Linked DNA regions of Homo sapiens: region 1 is linked to region 2. Evidence: chromatin loops called from intact Hi-C (ENCODE). Cell type or tissue: IMR-90. All regions are shown on one strand. Each heading gives the region's core, and the rest is flanking DNA. Links, peaks and the distances in the headings are about the cores only. Region 1 has its middle 8.7 kb from the start of SLC38A4. Region 2 has its middle 66 kb from the start of PCED1B.

Region 1 (10,808 bases), core at 4,198-8,197, 180 kb before region 2:
CTCCCCTACTTCTACCTCTTATCCTTCCTGCAGAACATCATCAGGGCAGTAGTGGCTTGCAAGATGATTTCAATTGATAGGTGGAAGCACATTTTTTAAAACTGTGTAATCATTTTGATATATTATTGTTTTGATGTATATAAAATATATAACAGCCTTTGATTTTTATAGAAATATTTGCTTTGGATATGTAAAAAGTAAAAAAAAAAAAAAGGAGGGTTAAGGTTCTAAAAATAGGATAAGGCAAAAAGAAAAAAACAACGTCCACAAGCTGTTATGTGTACATCACGAAGTCCACAAGCTGTTAAGTGTACTGTGATTGTCCTCACCACGTTTGTGCTGATAAACTGACATGGAACACAGGTACACTATTCCTTTCTCAAATGTCACTTATATAGAAAAAAGTCCAGTCCTAAGACTGCAAAGATTCAGAGAGTCCAGCTGCGTGATCATGTCTTTAGCTTGCTTGGAATAGGATTAGTCTGTAATAGAATAAGAAGTCAGCCCCAGGTCCTTAGAAGTCACCTGTCCAGCTCTGCCCTTGATAAAGAACAAAGAATTGTTCATTTACGTTTATGAACAATTAATGCCCAAGTAGAACTTCCAAAATATTTTGTGTTCTTCACACTGTGTATCTCCATTTTCTGATCTATAAAATGGGTATAATAATAGAATCTATCTCATAAGTTTGTTATGAAGGTCAAATGTTAACATAAAGGAAGTACTTAGAAACATATAATGTAAAAGTTCCTACATATGTGTGAGCCGGAATTACCATTAATCTAGTTCAGACCAGCCTCCAGCTTGCCTCCTGTCCCAGCAGCCTCCAAAAAAAGTTATTTATCTCTTTACACCACCAATCTTCCAGCCTTTTGTTGCTTTGTGATAAAATCAGCCTGATAAAAAGTTTCCTTTCTCTGGACACTGGTATTCAGAAATATGGAAAGATCAGATATTCTTTTCAATGTCTCTATTTTTACAGACTTCTACCCAAAACTTAGATTTTCTATAGATTTATTTGTTAGAATTTAAGAAATTCTCTCTCTCTCTCTCACACACACACACACACACACACACACACACACTCTTCTTGTGTTGCACAGGAAAGAGTTCACCAATTTCAGCGACTTTTTAGGAGACTTGCTTGTAGTGGGAACAACAACAAAATACAACATAGGCTGATTTCTCCCACCCCCTGCTAGGCCCTGGAAATTGAGATCTATGTGTAGGATGCTCTCTTTACAACATAACACATTTTAGCCCTAATGATTATGTCACAGCTACCCAGAAGCAAAAAAGGATGGCTGTAGGATAGCTAGAAATCGGGAACAGGCCATCCACTGTTGAAGCTCTGGCCTCTTTCCGCTTCCTTTAAGGTGAGAAACTGCCTGCCCACCCGCCCCCGTCCGCACAACTAAGTGGATAACCAAGCAGTGGGTCCTTTAGCCTTGGAGGATGGGGCTCTGGGCTAGGGAGAGTCTGCGGGAAGTGCCTGCCAGGATGGGCTTATTGCTCTAGAGCCACTCCTACTACCTTCACACTGTGCATTTAAGACCTCGGCATTTAATATCTCCCTGAGACAGGTAGAGATGCAGCTTTTACTCTGAGAAATAGACAAGCGCCAACCTGTCCCGGCCCTAGCCGGGAGATTCACAAGTGCTCAAGTTCACAAGTTTCACAAGTGCCCGCATCACTGCCTCCTGCACTCCTCTGCAAATGCCCTGGCACACCCGCGACCACGTATCCCTGAGTTTCCTAACTTAGTTCACCCCTTTTCCTCCAAGTCAGCAGCCCGGTGAGCATTCCAGGGTCAGTCCTGGTGCTCAAAGTAAGGGCAATCTTCCATCTCTGCCTGCTGGATCACAAAGAGGAGCTGGGAGATTCGCCGTTTTCCCCCACAACCGGCACCTGCCCTGGCCCAGAGCGCAGCGTCCACCTGTACCACCGCTAGATGAAGAGTACCTCACCGCGCGCTGCCTGGGCGCACAGCTGGTGTGCCGCGCTCGCCACCTCTCCTGGACTCAAGGGTGCTCCCGGCTTACGCTTCTCGGGGCTTCCCGGGTCCGGGTTCCCTCTCCCCCGTCTCACTTTCTTCCTTCATTCGCTCTTCTCTCAATTTTTCCTCCATCAGCTCTAACCTGTAATCAATTCCCGCCTTCTGCCCCTCCTCCCTAGGCTTCTCTTAGCTCGGTTGCCGCGACCCCACTATCCGTCCCCGTTCGCATTTCTGCACCGCCCTGCCCTTCACTCCAGCGCGCAGCAGGCCGGGCAATCCGACCGCGCGGTAAGCCGCCCTCGGAACCGCTGGCGCAGTTTTCAGACTCGCCCACCGCCCAGAGACCAGGGGCCCACATCCAGCTCTGCTCTCGCCTTCTCCCTTGAAAGAGACTCCTTGGGGGCTCCCCAGGTCAGAGTACCCCGCCCGGGGAATCATGCTGGTCTCTGGGGCGACCCAGCTATCAGAGACGACAGTTCTATTTTAAGCCTTCCACCCAGTGTCCCCGACCTGAGGACGCGGGCGCGGGTCCAGGGACTCGGGTAACACCTTGCCAGCAGGATCCCGGGCGGTCGCGGAGCCAGCTCCCGCGGGGGAAGTCGGGCCTCTCAGCCAGGCAGGCGGCGCGGCCACGGAACGCAGTCCCAATACAACCAACTCGAAATCCAACAGCCCAGGGAATCCCAGTGCGGGAGGCGGAGGTGCCCCATACCCCAGCCCTCCTGGAATAGGCTACCTTGGCACAACCGCTTCTCCTTGAAAAGAAGTCACACATGAGCCCGCCCAATCAGTCTCTTCCCTCCATGTGCCCTAGTTTACGTTATTTCTAGTCAACCGAATCATTAGCCTGCAATAACCCACCCAAAGCGTGAATGTTTGGAAAATAATAAGAATTAGGAACTATGAGCATGTCATGAAGAGCCCCAGACATAAGCCCCAGATGATTGAGAGACCGGGCTACACACGTGTGGATGTCCCCCGTGCATACACACAAGCACCCATCCGATAGGCTGGGATCCAGCTGCAAGTTTGGACACTGACAAGTCTCAAGTCTAACAGGAAATACAAAAAAAAATTCACTCACCCGCCTCTTTTACTACCCTTTCCAGACTGGGATTCAGGGAAAGTATCAGAAAGGGATGGATGGAGAGACCCTTCTTTCTTTTCTTTTCGCCTTTCTAAAGAGTGGAAATTTCCATCATGTGATAGGGGCAACATCCCCAGTGTCGCGTTTCCTGCGGACCCTCCCTTCCAGGCCAGCCACCAATCGTCAGGCGGCAACCTGAGAAGTAGACCAAAGCATCCTCCCAGGTGGGGCTGAGATGTCCAGCTGTCCTTCAGGAGTGAAGCCTGGAAGCCCGGTCCCTGCTCCCTCTTTCCTGGGTCCGGGATAACCGAGAAGATCCTGGTGTGGGTTTATTTTTCGACGGTTAGATTTCTTCCATGAGTCAAGGTTGCATTTATTGGATCTGTCCTATAAGCTGAAGTACATGTGGATCTTTATTTTAAAGTCTGTAAAAGAGTGTTCAGGGTAGATGACTCACTAAATTTCCTCCTGGTATGGAGGTGACAAACGTGAACTTTACATAAAGAAAAAGAAACATTTGAGGAAGGAGTACAAATGAAAAACCTGTCATTCACAGTAAACGTCACTTTATGCATGAAAGAAATGGGATAACTTGCTAGTACTTAAGAGTGGGTCTTTGGTGATAATTTTTTTTTCTAGAATTCCAGTTTAAGCACAATCCTCAGTACATATGAAGAAGGAATTAGGCTATAATAATAAATAGCATTCGAACGTTAATTCTATTTGTTAAAGTTACAACCTACCATTGTAAGGAAAATTATTTACGTTGAAACTATTCTCTAGTATTAAACAAAATTCTTGTTTCGAAGAAGGCCTGTGTAACAAATATGTTCACAATCCCCCATTTATTTAGTAGTGAGTTGTCATTCTTTAGGGAAAGAAAACTATCCTATGGAGACGTTGAACCCACAGTGTAACTAACTCTCCAGGCAACACAATTTACCTTTTGTATTCTCACACATCCAGTTTAACTTTATTCAGAATGGCAAGTTTCACTGCCTGTCCATACTGTCCACCTAGAACCTTCTCGTTTTATAGCTCCCAATAACTAAAACCAGCAACAGCTTAGTGCTTTAAAAAAATAAGATAACAGCAGAAACTCACCTGGATAATGCATAATAATCAGAAACACTAAGAACACAGGATTAATGCACACACACATACACATCAAACTGTACTAGGACAATCTGACAATACAGATTCAATAGAAGGATGATGTAACACACTTTCACTGGAGCTACAATTTTAGAAACTAAAAAAAATTATATAAAAATGTTTGTTTTGTAAAAACTGATTTTCTTCTGAGCCCCCAAGCAAATACGGTAAACCTCTCTATCATAGCAAGAAGTTTACATTTTGTGGAATTAGACTGTATCAGAATAGTTTTGAATTCCCTATAAGCTTGTTGAAACTAGATTCTCTACACATTATCACACTTCTCCATTGATTCTTACTTTATAAATATAAACATCTTTTATAAAGCTACTAAAATGTCAAAATTGGTAGGATTTGGAGAGAATTAGTGAGATCAAGGTAGATACACATTTCTCTTTTCCTAACCTGCGATTTAGTAAAAGCAAAACTCAGGTTTATAAAACAAAAAGCCATTCCAGAGAAGGAAGACTCAAATGAAGGTAAGATCATTTGAGTCTTCTCAAGATAAGTAATTCCACGACACAAACTGGTTTACTGTGCAACTGCTCAACGTTTTTTGTTTTTTTGTTTTTTTGTTTTTTTTTTTTTGAGACGGAGTCTCACTCGTCGCCCAGGCTGGAGTGCAGTAGCCCAATCTCGGCTCACTGCAAGCTCCGCCTCCTGGGTTCACGTCATTCTCCTGCCTCAGCCTCCCGAGTAGCTGGGACTACAGGCGCCCGCCGCCACGCCCGGCTAATTTTTTGTATTTTTAGTAGAGACGGGGTTTCACCGTGTTAGCCAGGATGGTCTCGTGATCCGCCTGCCTTGGCCTCCCAAAGCGCTGGGATTACAGGCGTGAGCCACCACGCCTGACCGCAACTGCTCAACTTTTAAAGGGACTGCTTATTTAATCAGTTCTTGACATCATATCTTAGCTAGTACAGAAGAGATCAAAAGCAGTGGTTCATGGTCTAATGTAATAGAGAACTATGAGTTATGCATTTATATGTGCTAGTAATATTAATCAGGTTGTGGGTTGAGGTTAAATGAGTCTTGTATTCATCTATAAAACAATAAAATTATGGCTATTATACATCAGTAGAGTCTGAGAAGATCTAACGCAATGCCTAGGTAGGATAAGACAACTGACAACTCTTTATTTTCTGTGTTACAATAAAAAGTTTGAACCATTAATGGCCACATTGAATCTGCTCACCAATCCTCAAGGGTTTCTTTTAAACTAGTGTTTGAAAGGATGGGAAGCAATTCTAACTAATGACATGAGTATTCCTGAAGGCCACATTGTGAAACACATTTTGGTTTCTCCTCAGATCATTCACTGGCTGTAGAGTACATAGCTTGATTTAGAATCCCAGAGTCACCACCTACTAGCTATGGAAACTTGGACAAGTCTCTTTAGCTCTTAGTGGCTCAGTTTGTCATCTGAAAAATACAGAATGTTTCCTGATACATTGCTTTCCTGGCTTAAGTCAAGTTCAGACAGTACTACAAACACACTTAGTGATGGAGAAAAACAGAAGTTTACAGAACAGTTAGAATTTACTCATCATTTTGATAAAGCTGAATTGATTGGAACACTCTAAAATTATTTTAACACTCTGGTTTTAGGAGTGGTCATTGGTTTTGTTGTGGTTGCTTTTGTTTTAAGAAAAATCTATATTTAAAAATTTATGAAATATATTTTTCAGAACTGAAGCTAATGCTTGTAGACAGAGTTCTATGCTGCAACAAGTTTAAAATAACACTGTTACAATTATCGTGATTCCTCAAAGGTTTTATTTTTTAAATAGATGTACATATTATCTGAAGCACATGTGATAATTTAATACATTCATATAATTTGTAAAGATCAAATCAGTGTAATTGGGCTATTACCTTAAATATTTATCTTTTCTTTATACTAGAAACATTAAAATTATTCTCTTCTAGCTATTTTGAAATATACAATCAATTATTATTGTTAACTATAGTCATCCTACTAATCTATTACATGCTAGGGCTTATTCTTTCTATCTAACTGCACTTTTGTACCCACCAATCTTCTCTTTATTTTTATGAGATCCACTTTTTTAGCTCCCATATGTCACTGAGAAAATGCAATATTTGTCTCTCTGTGTATGGCTTATTTTAGTTAGTGTAATGACCTCCAGTTTTATCCACGTTACTGCAAATGACAGGATTTCATTCTTTTTTCAGCTGAATAATATTCCCTTGTATATATATATCACATTTTCTTTATCCATTCTTCCATTGATGGACACCTAGATTGATTCCATATTTTGGCAATTTTGAGTATTACCACAAAAAACATGGAAGTTTAGATATACCTTCAATATATTGATTTCCTTCCTTTTGGATATATACCCAGAAGTGGAGCTGTTGGATTATATAGTAGTTCTATTGTTAGTTTTTTGAGAACCTCCATACAGTTATCCATAATGGCTATACTAGTTTATATTTCCACCAACAGTGCATGAGGGTTCCTCTTTCTCCACTTCCTTGCCAGCATCTGTTACTTCCTATCTTTTTGATAAAAGCCATTTTAACTAGGGTGAGATGACATAGTTTTTTTAAAAAAAAATTAAATGTAATTATGTATGTTTTTCTAACTTATATTTTAAGTTCAGGGGTACATGTGCAGGATGTGCAGGTTTGTTACATTGGTAAACGTGTGTCATGGGGGTTTCTTGTATAAATTACTTCATCACCCAGGTATTAAGCCTAGTACCCATTAGTTATTTTTCCTGATTCTCTCCCTCATTCCACCCTTCACCCTCTGATAGGCCCCTGTGTGTTGTTCTCCTCTATATGACCATGTGTTTTCACCATTTAGCTCCCACTTATAAGTTAGAACTTGCAGTATTTGGTTTTCTGTTCCTGCATTGGTTTGCTAAGGCTAATGGCTGCCAGCTCCATCCATGTCACTGCAAAGGACATGATCTCATTCTTTTTTATGGCTGCATGGTGCTTATTGTCATTTTGATTTGTATTTCTCTGATGGTTGGTGATATTGAGCATTTTTTCATATGCCTGTTGGCCATTTGTATGTCTTCTTTTGAAAATTTTCTATTCACACCCTTTGCTAATTTTTTTAATTTTAGGTTTTTTTTTCTTTTTGCTATTGAGTTATTTGAGCTTCTTGTATATTCTGGTTATTAATTCCTTGTCAGAAGGATAGTTTGCAAATATTCTCCCATTCTGTGAGTTTTATCTTCCCTTTGTTGATTTGTTGTTGTTGTTTGCCATGCAGAAGCTTTTTAGCATGATATAATCCCACTTGTCTGTTTTGGCTTTTGTTGCCTGTGCTTTTTAGGTCTTGCACAAAAACTCTTTGTCCAGAACCATGTCTTGGAGAATTTCCCCCAATGTTTTCTTCTAGTAGTTTCATAGTTTCAGGCCTTAGATTTAAGTCTTTAATCCATTTTGATTTGATTTTTGTGTATGATGAGAGATTGGGGTCTAGTTTCCTTCTTCTGCATATATATGTCCAGTTTTCCCAGCACCATTTCTTGAAGACTGTCCCTTCCCCAGTGTATGCTCTTGGTGCCTTTGTCGAGAACATGTTGGCTGTAAATGTGTAGATTTATTTCTGGGTTCTCTATTATGTTCCATTGGTCTATATGTCTATTTTTATGCCAGTACTATGCAGATTTGGTTACTATAGCTTTGTAGTATATTTTGAAATCAGGTATTGTGATACCTCTGGCTTTGTACTTTTCAATCAGGATTGCTTTGGCTTTTTGGGGTGTTTTGTTCTTTGAGGTTTTTAATTAGTCAAAAACTCGATGACACTCTTAAGTTGGGATAGAGCATGCAGTATTTCTCTATGATCATGATTTGTGAAGGAATATCTCACAGGTTTAATGATCCAGAGAACCATTAATAGACTAATATAAACATATGCCTTAGGAAGGACATAGAACATAATTATTATTTAAACACCATATAATAGTGCTACGAAGTTCATTTGTTTATGGATTATCATCGTGAAGTCTGATTGCAGTGATTTTAGTAGGCTTTTATATAATTAATGTTTTATTTGACAGTAGAGTTTTAACATGAGTTATTTTTCAATGAATAGTTATCATAATTAGTAAAGTGGCTTTAGGTTTCAAAGTATCTTCACATGTGTTATGCTACTTTATACCAAAACAATCCTGTCATGTAGGTATTTTTATTTTCCCCTTTCAATGGGAGAGGAAATTGGGTTCAGAGAGGTTAAGTGACTTTTCCAAAGACATGGGGCCAATAAATGACAAAACTAAAGTATGAACTAGGTTTTCTGGCTCTAAATTCAACATCCCTCCTTCCACAGCTCACTTCCCTTTTCTTCTGAGCATTTTCTTTACTAATACTCATTATTGCTTTTCTGTCTACAGTGGAGCCAACCCCAAATGGCATGTTTAGCCATAAAATTATGATTTTAAAAATAAATTTCTATAAAGTAATCTTTTGCTTTGTCATAACTGCAGGAACCTCTGTAAGTCTTCTAATGATAGTAAAATGTTTTTATTTTGTATGAATTTGGATTTGATTTATGTTGAAACCTTAGTTCAAGAGAGGTGACTAATTGATCCTTATACTTGGGTGGTCTTTATATCCTACAATTGCTCCAATTCTGGGTATTTGCTTCCCTTATTCCTTGGTTGCCAGAATTAAACTCCACCTTCCTCTTATTTGCCTTCTGAAGAGATAGAGAATATTAATCTATTTTCTAATTTTCACAAGGCTAAATCTAAAATGAAACAAAACTTGCAAAGTTGTACAGAAACATTCAACTTTTCATCTTCAAATGCAGGTGTCATGAAAGGGGTCAGAATTAGGTGCTCATTTTCATTCCCCTCCAGTGTTTGGTTGTTCAATGCTGCAGTGTTGTTTCTATTATGTCTCATCATGTAATCAGTTGTTTGCATGGTTCCTCTTGATCCTGCAAGTCCTGTAGATGCTTTGTCAGAATATTTTTGCTGAATAAATCAGTGAATGGATGGATGGATAAATCAATTCAAGCTTTTCTACTTTTCAGAAGTTTTGCTGAGTAAATAATTTTATTAAAGGTGAGAATATAATTGTATCAAACAAAACATTTTTGATTGAAATACTACTATGAAAAACACTTTGCAATGTAGGGGTTCTAAAATTACAACCTAATTTGATGAGGGGCCTTACCTTACTTTGGTCTGGAAGAGAGAAACCTTCCTAACCTATGTGATACATTGGAGGATTTGAATCTGACTGGAGTCATCTTCTGTGCCTCTTCATGCAACAGCCACTGACCAGGAGCCATTCTGCCTCCTACTCCCCTTTGGGGACCAGTGCTCTTCCAGCCCCTTCTCTGATGAGACTTTCAGAAAGGTGAAAGGTCTGGACCTGGCCCTTGTCTCTCATTGCCGTCCTGCCTGATCAGCCCACAAAGGCAGGACTCTACATAATGACAAGTTCTGAAGAGTGAAACACATGTCAGGGGTATTCCAGAATAGAAAAGTAAACTTGAAATTCTGGCTAATTTGGCTTCATAAAGGAAGGCCCTGGCACAAACACCTTCTCAAGGAATTTGTGCCTCTCAGACACTGACCTACCTTGAGATGTCTCTCCCTCTGGGCTCGGCCTGCCCATAGGTAGACCCCTATTCAAGTCTGGTGACCCCATCTCCTCCCTTGGAAAACCAGGGGCTGTCCACATTTATTCATCCTCTGATACAACAGTTATTTATTGGGTACCTCCTAAAGGCTAGATGCTAGGAACAGAATAGTGAGCAAAACCAGGCACAATCCCCATCTTTGTGGAGTTTATAATTTGGTAGAAGCAAGTATTCTAATCAAAAAGTGACAGGAATAAACATAGGATGACAAAACTGCAGGGATGAAAAGATACACTGGGTCTGGGGAGAGACTTCACTGAGGAAATGACTCAAAGATGAATACGAGAAAATGTTTGTTTCTTAAAGACGATTGCAACTCAGCATATTTATATGCTGTAGGATGCCCAAGCCTGCAGTTGAAGCAGGTTATGAGCTGGTGCTCCTGAGATGGTGGGGGGAGGGGGATTCATCTCAGTGGAGCAGTTGCCTTAGGTAGCAAAACGGACACCTGACCTCCTCAGCTGTTCTCTACTCATTTTCTTCAGAGCCAGATAAGCTCTAGTCTCCAAAACGGGATAAATGTGGAACTAAAATTCCAATTCTGTCTCCCCACCATAGGCTGGTCTATGTGACTAGGTTTCCTGTGAATCCATATACCTCTCAAAGACATGCATTACTTTTCTAGAGATAGCCAGGGTTACTTTTATTATCCTGGCCCTTTCTTAATAGCTGAAAATCTCATCCACCCCCCAATGCAGTGCTTTTGTCTTTGCCCTGCCCTAGGTCAGCCACATGGCTCTAAACATCAGAGTACACTACTTGTCCGTGGTTGCTCCCTTTGCTATCTGGAAGAAATGATCCAGCTCGGTGGAATCTTTTTGATATCAGATCCTCCACTGATGAGCAAGATGGGGCATAAAGGAATTTGTTAATTCAACTTGCCACAAAGAGTTCAGAAAAAAAAAAGTCTGGCCCTTATAATAAACCAGACT
Region 2 (10,808 bases), core at 4,400-8,399:
AAGCGTTGTTTCAGAAAGAAAATCTGCAAGAGTGGAAAGGTATTGGCTCATAGAATGTTGTAAGAAATTAAATTTTATGTATAACCAAGAGAGTTTCTACCTTAATTAAATTTAACAAGTATTTATTGTATGCCCACAAGGCAATTTTCTAGGCAATTAGGGACAAAACAATGAACAAAACATATAACACCATCATGTGACTTACTTTCTTCAGTCTATAAATGAACAAATGAACAGGTGATGGTTTCCATGAAAAAAAAACATGATAAAAGATTTGACAGTGATGGTAAATGATCAAGGATACAGAGGGTGTGAAAACAATGCCTAAGGATGATCTCTCTGAGGAGAGATCTGCTTTTAGGTAGAGAACTCAGTGAAGAACAGAAGTGAGATGTGAAAAACTGGGGAAAAGAGTTCCAGACAGAATAAACAGCAGTTGCAAAGATCCTTGGATGAAAACAAAGTTGGTAAGTTCAAGAAAGAGAAAGAGGGCAATGAGGCTGGATTAAAATCAGCAAGGGGAAGAGTGAAGAAAGTGTAGAGATGTAGTCATCTTTGTAAGCCATCGCTTTGTAAGGGCTTTGAGTTGTGGTAAATGCTTTGGGTTTCATTAAAAAATAAAGAAGGTGGGAAGCTTGAGAGGTGTTCCAAATCTTTGTTCAGCTCTCTTCCTGGACACCTAGCCAGGCCACACTTCACAGCATACGTTGCAGCTCAGTGTGGTCATATGACTGAGAGCCAGCCTGTGGAGTGTGAGTGGAAGTGAGGTGCACTACTTCCAGGATTGAACAATAAAAATTATCCACCCACGCATCTCTGTGTCATTCCTCCTTTCTTGCCTTCAGGGATAGAACGGTGGATGACAGCCTTCAAATCCATATGTTGAAGATGGCAGAGCCACCATCACCTGGAAACCTAATGACCACATTGAGAAAAGCCTGGCCAACAACCAGTTCACTCACCAAAAACTCTTACGTGAGAGAGAATTAACTTCCATTTTGTCGAGGCATAACACACGTGGGTCTATGTATTATCACAACCTAGTCTACCATAACTTCCCCAGTATCCATTCTGCCCTTTTGCTATTGCAATAGAACCCTTAATTTTCAGCTTAGCACTTGAGTACACGGAATAAAGATTGTATTTCTAAGCGTCCCTTGCAGTTAAGTGTGGTAGCACAACTAATTTTGGGCTAAAATGGTATGAAGTGGAAGTGATATACATATATATATATTCCCAAAGGGGCATAGCCTCCTCTTTTCCACTTCCCACTGGCCTGAAAGCAGATGTGGTGATGTCGAGTCACCTTGAACCATATGGACAAGTTTTATACTCTATGCATAACAGAAAAATAAGATGAAGTAGCTTGGGTCCCTGAACTGTGGAGGCATCATTAACCTCACGATCTTATTAAGCCTGCAGCTATTTGGAGTACAAAAATTAATTCAAGATGGATTAAAGACTGAAATGTTAGACGTAAAACCATAAAAACCCTAGAAGAAAACCTAGGCAATACCATTCAGGACATAGGCATGGGCAAGGACTTCGTGACTAAAACACCAAAAGCAATGGCAACAAAAGCCAAAATAGACAAATAGGATCTAATTAAACTAAAGAGCTTCTGCACAGCAAAAGAAACTACCATCAAAGTGAATAGGCAACCTACAGAATGGGAGAAAATTTTTACAATCTACCCATCTGACAAAGGGCTAATATCCAGAATCTACAAAGAACTTAAACAAATTTACAAGAAAAAATCAAACAACCCCATCAAAAAGTGGGCGAAGGATATGAACAGACACTTCTCAAAAGAAGACATTTATGCAGCCAAAAGGCACATGAAAAAAATGCTCATCATCACTGGGCATCAGAGAAATGCAAATCAAAACCACAATGAGATACCATCTCACACCAGTTAGAATGGCGATTATTAAAAAGTCAGGAAACAATAGGTGCTGGAGAGGATGTGGAGAAATAGGAATGCTTTTACGCTGTTGGTGGGACTGTAAACTAGTTCAACCACTATGGAAGACAGTGTGGTGATTCCTCAAGGATCTAGTACTGGAAATACCATTTAACCCAGCCATCCTATTACTGGGCATATACCCAAAGGATTATAAATCATGCTGCTATAAAAACAGATGCATACGTATGTTTATAGTGGCACTATTCACAATAGCAAAGGCTTGCAACCAACCCAAATGTCCATCAATGGTAGACTGGATTAAGAAAATGTGGCACATATACACCATGGAATAGTATGCAGCCATAAAAAAGGATGAGTTCATGTCCTTTGTAGGGATATGAATGAAGCTAGAAACCATCATTCTGAGCAAACTATCACAAGGACAGAAAACCAAACACCACATGTTCTCACTCATAGGTGGGAATTGAACGATGAGAACACTTGGGCACAGAGTGGGGAACATCACATACCGGGCCCTGTCGTGGGGTGGGGGGAAGGGGGAGAGACAGTATTAGGAGATATACCTAATGTAAATGATGAGTTAACGGGTGCAGCACACCAACATGGCACATGTATACATATGTAACAAACCTGCATGTTGTGCACACATACCCTAGAACTTAAAGTATAATAATAATAATAATTTTTAAAAAAACAGAAAAAATATAGAAAAGAAAAAAAAAGAAAAAGAAAATGGAGTAGCTTGGGTCTCTGACCTGTGGAGGCATCATTAACCTCGCTATCTTGTTAAACCTACAGCTATTTGGAGTTTCATTTTCAATAGTTACCTATATGCTGAATAATCTAGAAGTCATCAGGAGGCTTTAAGTAGGTGAAACATAATTCAACACAGACTGGTTTATATGTTACAACTCTGGCTGCTGGGTGGAAAATAAGCTGTGGGGGAGGGCAGAGTAAAATCAGGGAAAGCAGTTAAAATGCTATTGCAGTAATCTAGGTGACAGATGATGGAGCAAGCTAAGGAGGAAAGAAGTAGTAGGATTCAGAGTTTTTGGAAGGTGGTGCCAATGGTATCTAATATAGGCTTGAGGTAAGGTGATTGTCAGAAAGAGAAGAGAAAATGACTCTGGTTTCTGACTTAAGCAATTGGGCAAACAGGCCACTAACTGAGATGGAGAACATTGGGAAAGAAGCAAGTTTGAGGAAGAAAATCAAACTTTTTTTAAAATTTTTAGCTAGTTATTCAAATGGAGATAGCAAGTGACATTCTATGGAATCTAGAAACTTCCAGCTTGGAGTTTAGGAAAGATGTTAGGCTAGAAACAAAACTTTGGGAAAATCATTAATAAATTTATAATACAATGTACTAGCATAATATCAAAGGGCTCCATTTATGGCAAGAATCCAGATACAATAGAGGCAATATCATGTTGGATTGGCCCAACATAACATTGCATATTTTTCTAATTGGCAACAAAATATGACTTAATACTTACATGATATTCTTGTTTATTTATAATTGGCATGTAGAACAATAATTGGTATCCAGTTCTGGGTCCTTCAGGATGACATGATATTAAGAGACAGGACAGATATTATTGGCATAATACACAAGAAGACCTTGGTGAATTATCTTCTACTTGTGTTTTTAATCACGTTAACTATAGAAGCATTCCTGTCTATGTTGTACTATTTGTCTTTCAAGGGACTGGGAAAGGCTTCATCACTGGGCACTATGCTTGCTGAAGAATAGAAGGAAATGGCATTTGCACTTCCAAAGTCACAGGATAAAAGAGATGCCTCCCACTGTCATCTTCTACCCTCTTTGTGGGTACTTATTCTCTGGGTAATTATTGTCTAATTTTCCTGTTTGATATTAGCCTCACCCTTAGCACCTAGGAAGGAATTGAATGAATACTTTCCTGAGGCTCTAAGACTCACATAAAGCCCACATGCATAATGGGATTAACTATCTAGACTGAATGACTTTTCCCAGTTAATGTAAGTACTATTTACAAGAGTCAGCTTAATATTTTTGAAATGGGAAGCCTTCCTTGCCTCTTGCACCTGCTGGTGGCTCCAGGCGTTCTTTGACTGTGGCTGCATAACTCCAATCTCTGCCTCTGCCTTTACCCCTCTATTCTTTTCTGTGTCTCTTTTAAGGATACTTGTCATTGAATATAAGACCCACCTAGACAATCCAGGATGGTCTCATCTTGAGATCCTTAATTAATTACATCTAAAAAGACTATTTTTCCAAATAAGGGCATGTTCAGTTTCCAGAGATTAGAATGTGGACATATATTTTGGGGAGTCACCATTAAACCCACTGCAGTCTCAAGTCTTGTCAATCATTAGAACCACCTAGATAACTTGATAAAGTACAGATTCTCAGGTCCCATCCTTAGCCATTCGAATTCCATAGACCGGGTTTGTATGCATGTTTGTGTTTTATTGTAGATAAGAACTAAATCTAGGTTTAAAAAAGAAAATCACTAGGTGATTCTGATGGTTATTGTCCCCTATTCTTTCAAGATCTTAATTTTGGAAAATGTCATTGTTATCTGTTACATCATCAATGCAGTGAAAGACAATAGCATATCAAGAATGGCAAGATGGTATGGGGGAAATTGTGGGCTTGGAAATCAACCAAGGCTGAACCTGAAATTTGGCGATATCTTGTGTTATTACTTAAATTCTGTGAGCATCAGTTTTCTCACCTGTAGAATGGAAGTCTTTACATTATAGTGTTATTGTGAAGATTAATGAGATAACGTATGTAAAACCCCAGCACGTGCTCAGTGATCAATTAAATGGAAACTATTATTAGCAAAAGGTGGATCTGGCAGCCTATGTTAATCCATGTAGCTATAATACAATCATCCAAACTGACTCATTAATCATATGTCATGATTTGCTTAATTTTGATATATAAAAAGAATAGTATTTATAAATTTTGGAATTATGAACAGGTTCTATAAAACAATGAGAGAGTGTAATGGAAAATATTACCTCTTTAATTATTATAGTGATGATTTTTCAACTTCCATATAGTTTCCAAAACCCTAGGTAAATGAAAAATCTCTAATGTTCAATTGATTAAGTGGCTTCACCCAAACTTCTCCTATGGACTATATTCTGTCTCCCCAAAATTCATATATTGAACGTCACAAGGGTGGGATGCCAATCTAATAAGACAGTGGCTTTATAAGAAAACAAAGAGAGAGAGAGATCTTAAGCAATCTTTCTCTGCCATGTGAGGACACAGTGAGAAGGCAGCCATCTGCAAACCAAAAAGAGACCCCTCAATGTTGAACTTCCAGCTTCCAGAACTATGAGAAATATACATCATTTAAGCCACTCTGTTTGTGGTATTTTGTTATGGCAGCCCTAGCAGATGAATACACCCCCCCATCTAGCCTATATCCCTTTTTAGCATGATTCTTAGAAAATATGTCCTCATTGTTGTCATGAACATTTCCCAGGCCTGCTACTTCTCCTTAATTCTAATAGATGGGGTAAAGGAAAGTTATGTGTTACATGGGAGACAACAGAGAGTGTTTCCTATTAATTTGTAAGAAACCAAGCTCATCAAGCACAAACTATCATCAGTATAGACTTCTTTAATGGGATTATCAGACCCATAGTTTCTCTTAATTCAGGATGGATATTTTTCCTTGAGTAATTTTTTTTCCTCTTTCTGTGAGTAAATTCTCTGGCCATCTAGGTAAATTTATTGCTCATACTTCTGTTCAAAAAGCTTTGATATTCACCGTTGCTTTCAGAATGGCCGGAGGACCCATCAATTCATAACTGCAAAGACCTCCAATTCCTTAACTCCTACTCCTCTTTGTGTAAACTTTTGATCCAAACTGTATGCTGATGTCCTACTGACCAGCATTGTTCTTTCACTTTCTCACATTTTTCCATCTCATTCCTTCTACCTCACATGCCCTGCTAGCACAGTCAACTATATCCAATCTAAACAACAGGTCCTACTTCACCTCCTACCAGCTCCAAGAAGGCTTTGCTGACCACTCCAGGAAATGACTCAGTCCATGCTAGCTTTATCCTTGTTGTGTCACATTACTCTCAGGACTTTGCACAGGATAAATGTTCATAAATATTAATACTTCTTGGTCTAAATATATTTCTCTATGTAAAGAGCCCTTGAACTTCTAAGGCACTTCTTGTCTGTATCAGCAATTTGAAACGAATCACGAACCTTCTGAGGACAGCCCATATGTATGTTTGTGTTATTTACATTTTCTATTGTGATTTCACTTTCTGCTTCTAGTGTGAGCTACATTGGGAGCTTCTTGAGGACTACATCCCATGAATGAGATTTGGAACTAGGAAAGACTACAGGTTCCAACCTAGACTTCCCTGCTGCTAAAATTACACTGTTTAGTAAGTCACTTCACAACCAATTTTATGAGTAAATGGAAATGATAATCCCTGTCCTTCAGGGCATGGTGGCTCACACCTGTAGCGCCAACTACTTGAGACCTGGGTAGGAAGATCTCTTGAGCTCAGGAGTTTGAGTCCAGCCTGGACAACATAGTGAGATGCCATCTCTAAAACAAAACAAAACCATAATAAGTACCTCATAGGATTTATATGAGGATAGAATGATGTATTGTAAAGTATCTAGCACAGCATCTGCCTCATGGTAAATTGTCAATATGTGGGAGCTTTATTCTTATGTCCCAGTACTCCCAACACTTTTGTAGGTTAAATATTTTTAATTGTTAATTTCAATATATATTTCTATATAAAGATAAAATGGGGGAAGGGATGCCATATTTAAATGTTTTTGTAAGGCCTCTTCTAACTCAAGATGTCCTGATGCTATAAACTTTAAAGTGTATCAGAACGCATAGCACAGAAGGCAGCACAGTGTTGAACAATAATGCTCTTTAAAGTAGCTGCTGCATTTCCCACATTTCTTTCATTGTTCAGAAAATGGCTCAATAAGCCCACTAGATGATTTGGAATTCATTCAGGTCTTGTGAGCCCATTGTTTGCAATTCTCTAACTGTCATTTTACAGTCACATTGGACCCAAAGGATAGAGTCTGAAAATTTATTGAATGATGGAATTTTCCAGTTACAGAGCAGAATCCTAATAATTCAGAGACATCTCACTCCTGTAGAGGTCCCAGAAAAAGGTTAACGTGAACACAATTGCCTGTCAAAATCTTCCAATTATAAACTAGTTACTAGTTACCTTTTCCTGCAGTTGTGTACACAAATTAATATTTAATTTGGATGATCTTCACCCAAAAATGAAGGTTATAGGAATCTGTGCTGTTGATTTAAATTAGAATATTATACTCCTTTTGTTTTTCCTTTCCCTATATTGATTCCATGCCTGAGCAGTTAAAACCTTTGTGGAACAGAGACATGACGTGGTGTCACTGTTGGCAGCACAGAAAGACACAAAGGTAGAGAGATTTCAGGAACAGCAAAATCCCTGTTTCTTCCAAATATAGCCTTTCCTGGTTTTTACTTAGCCTGAAGTTTCTACTTCTGGAATTATATTTGTGGAAATAATAGTTTTTATGCACTAGTTTTTTAGAATAGCATGTACACACATACAAAGGCACACAGCAAAAAAATGTAAAAAAACATGTGGAGGTATAGAAGGTCTACAAAGCAGTCCTGAAAAGGGGAAGGAAGTAAAAGTTTTAAATTCTGTTTGACTCTGTTGCTGAGAATATAAATTAGTACAACCACTACAGAGAACAGTTTGGTTTGGAAACAGTTTTAGTTTCCTAAAAAAACTAAAAATAGAGCTACCATACACTCCAGCAATTCCACTGCTGGGTATATATGCAAAAGAAAGGAAACCAGTATATCAAAGAGGTATCTTCATTATCATGTTTGTTATAGCACTGTTCAGAATAGCCAAGATTTGGAAGTAACTTAAGTGTCCACTGACAGACAAATGGATAAAGAAAATGTGGTACATATACACAATGGAGTACTGTTTAGCCATAAAAAAGAAGGAGATTCAGGTATCTGCAACATCATGGATGGAACTGGAGGTCATCATGTTAAGTGAAATAAGCCAGGCACAGCAAGACAAACATTGTATAGAGTCACTTATTTATGGGATCTAGAAATTGAAACAATTTAACTCATGGACATAGAGAGTAGAAAGATGGTTACCAGAGGCTGGGAAGTGTAGTGAGAGGTTGAGGAGACATGGGGATGGTTAATGGGTACAGAAAATTAGAATGAATGAATAAGGACTAGTATTTTATAGCACAAGGTGACTACAGTCAATAATAATTTAATTGTACATTTAAAAATAACTAAGAGTATAGTTGGATTTGTTTGTAACACAAAGGATAAATGCTTGAGGGGATGTATACCTGATTTCCATGATGTGATTATCATGCACAGCATGCGTATATTAAAATATCTCATGTACCTCACAAGTATGTACATCTACTACTACATATCCACAAAAATGAAAATTAGAAATTATTATTTTTAATTCTGCTTGAAAATTTTGTCCTGTGAGAAAACATTTTAAATGGTTCATTTTCAAGGCATGATCAAAGTACTGGCAGCCAGCCTGTGGATGTAACAAACCACATGGCTCATGCACCTAGAAGGTCACAATAAACTGACAGAATGTAGAGGAGGAGTCAGCCCATAAAAGGGAAGAAAGTTTCGTTATTGGGAAATCAAAATTTAAGCGGGAAAGGGGACCGGGGTATGGGCTTATAAGGGGATAATGAAACTAAGGTTATGTCTGGGAAGATTGTAACCCCATAGTACTCAACTGATGAGGAACTGGAAGAGGGATTTGCGTGCTGGGAGATAAATTACCTGCTATAACTGCCCTGGGTGTGCCTGCCTACCTGACACCCTATCTGGAAAGACTGCCATTAAAAGTCTCACTTCCGCTATTCTTTGTGTCTCTGAGTCCATTCTTTGGGTTTGGATGGATGAATGTGTGTTTCTCACAGTCTGGTGCAGCCCTGAGTAAAAACCAAGATCTTTTATGCCTTAAATGTTTTTAAAAAAATGAAAAAGCATAAATCTATGTTTTGGTGTGTTCATAGTGTGCAGTCATTCTTAGGAGCAACTGTGAATTTACAAAACCTCTCCATTCTCTCCCCTTTCACTCCTACACCTACTATCTGTTCAGCCCTGCGTCTCTTAGAATTTTTTAAACTATATTCTCTCTCATCTCCTAGCTTCTACTTTCTTTCATTTTCCTTCAGGGCTAAACTGTGATAAAAGATGGATCCTCTGCTCTGCTTAGCAACCCCGAAAGCTCTCTGATGCTGCAGGAGACAGTCTCAGCTCCTTTGAGTGGCCTTCTGGCCCCTTGTACAAAGTCCTCACAAACTCATCACCTTCTCTTCTCCCCAAGCACACTGCATTCCAACCACACCCTTTGTCTTCCCATTCCCTAAACAGGTCTCAAACACTGAATCATGCTACAAACATCTTCAAGCCTTTTCACATGCCCTCTGGATGTCCTCCTCCTTTTATGCCTAGTAAAAGCATCCAAATCCTTCCTGGCCTCACCCAGTACCACACAGATTCTACAGGCAGAATCAGGTTATATCCTAGACTCTCATGATTTCAGAGGCTTAAGCTCTTCCTCCCACAAAGTTATCCCATCATGGGATTATGCAACACAAATTATGACTGAAGCAAGAGGCAAACAGAAGCCCAAGTCCCACCTGGCTCAGGTTTCTCTGCACCCCACCCAGTCCAGCTGAGCATGACCACCTCTGTTCACAAGGTGCTCCTACACACCACCATCATCGGTGTTGGTCTTCTAAGTTTCTCAAAAGAACCCAAGGCTAGAAGGCCAGACTCAAATTTAGAATTCTCAGACTTCTTGAAGATCCACCCAGGAATTTTAAGAACCTACCATCACCTGACTTTTCCTCCATACCGGCTCTGCCCAGTACTGTGAGCATAGATACAAGGATATCTCAGCCGGCATGTCCAAACTCAAGCCACACCACCACCACCATTACCTCCTCCAAGCACCATCTCTTGGAAAATGAGACTATCTGGACAAAAAATTCCCTGGCCATGGATACTTAGAATATGGTAGAAAGGAGGCCACAGGATGTAGGTGGCCACATCTCTGTGGTCCCAAGACTCCTTGCATTATGGAGAGAAGTGTAGCCACCTGCACCCGGGTCTTCTGACAAAAGGAGGGGGCAGAAATGGGAGACGGGGAAGTTAGGATAGCATCTACGGACAGGGGCTTCTCTTGTCCTGATTTAAGACGATCAGGCAGTGGTGTGTCTTCAAATAAAAACAAAGACAAGTCTCACTCTGTGAACTGTTTGTCTCTCTAGAACACTGGATCTCAACCAGGGGTGATTTGTTCTCTATGGGATACTTGGCAATGCCTGGAGATATTTTGAGTTGTCGTGATTTGAGAAGATTGGGAGTTGCTACTGTCATCCAGTTGGTAGAGACCAAGGATGCTGCTAAAACTCCTACAGCACATAAGACAGTTCCATCACAACAATAATATAATATTAGTTTGGTACATTACTTCTAATGGCGAAAACCACAATTATCTTTGCACCAACCTAATAATAATAATGGAAAACATTTTCTAAAAGTTAATTTGTAAATTGGTTATATATAATATTGTTGTCAAGCAGATCTTAAAGCAATGGTTCATGTCACTTAACTGCACAAAAGATTTAATCACACACACACGCACACATGTGCATGCATGCATGCACACACCCAGCTTATGAACTAAAGTTCAACTTTCTAAGCTTGACATTCAATATGACTCTTGATCTGGAGCCTACCCTGTTTATCAATTTAATCTTTCTCTATGATCTCCTTATGTAACCCAAAGCCTGTGTCTATGCTACTAT

The links. Peaks named below come from ENCODE experiments on the same cell type or tissue, not always from the same donor. Only the 100,000 strongest peaks of a DNase experiment are listed, where the experiment ranks them.
Region 1: it touches region 2 in a loop (2.4-fold over the local background); 2 of 110 quality-filtered maps call a loop at or near these places.

What each region holds. Positions count from the first base shown.
Region 1 is chr12:46,829,247-46,840,054 of GRCh38, forward strand. It overlaps a transcript of SLC38A4 not described here. Among named protein-coding and RNA genes, the nearest start is that of SLC38A4, 8.7 kb to the left of the region's middle. RefSeq lists an enhancer at 2,286-3,094 and a silencer at 9,364-9,550. In IMR-90, for the core only: no CTCF peak of the experiment used is centred there; no DNase peak of the experiment used is centred there.
Region 2 is chr12:47,008,704-47,019,511 of GRCh38, forward strand. No RefSeq gene overlaps it. Among named protein-coding and RNA genes, the nearest start is that of PCED1B, 66 kb to the right of the region's middle. In IMR-90, for the core only: no CTCF peak of the experiment used is centred there; a DNase peak (open chromatin) is centred at 5,948; H3K4me3 peaks cover 278 bases; H3K27ac peaks cover 682 bases.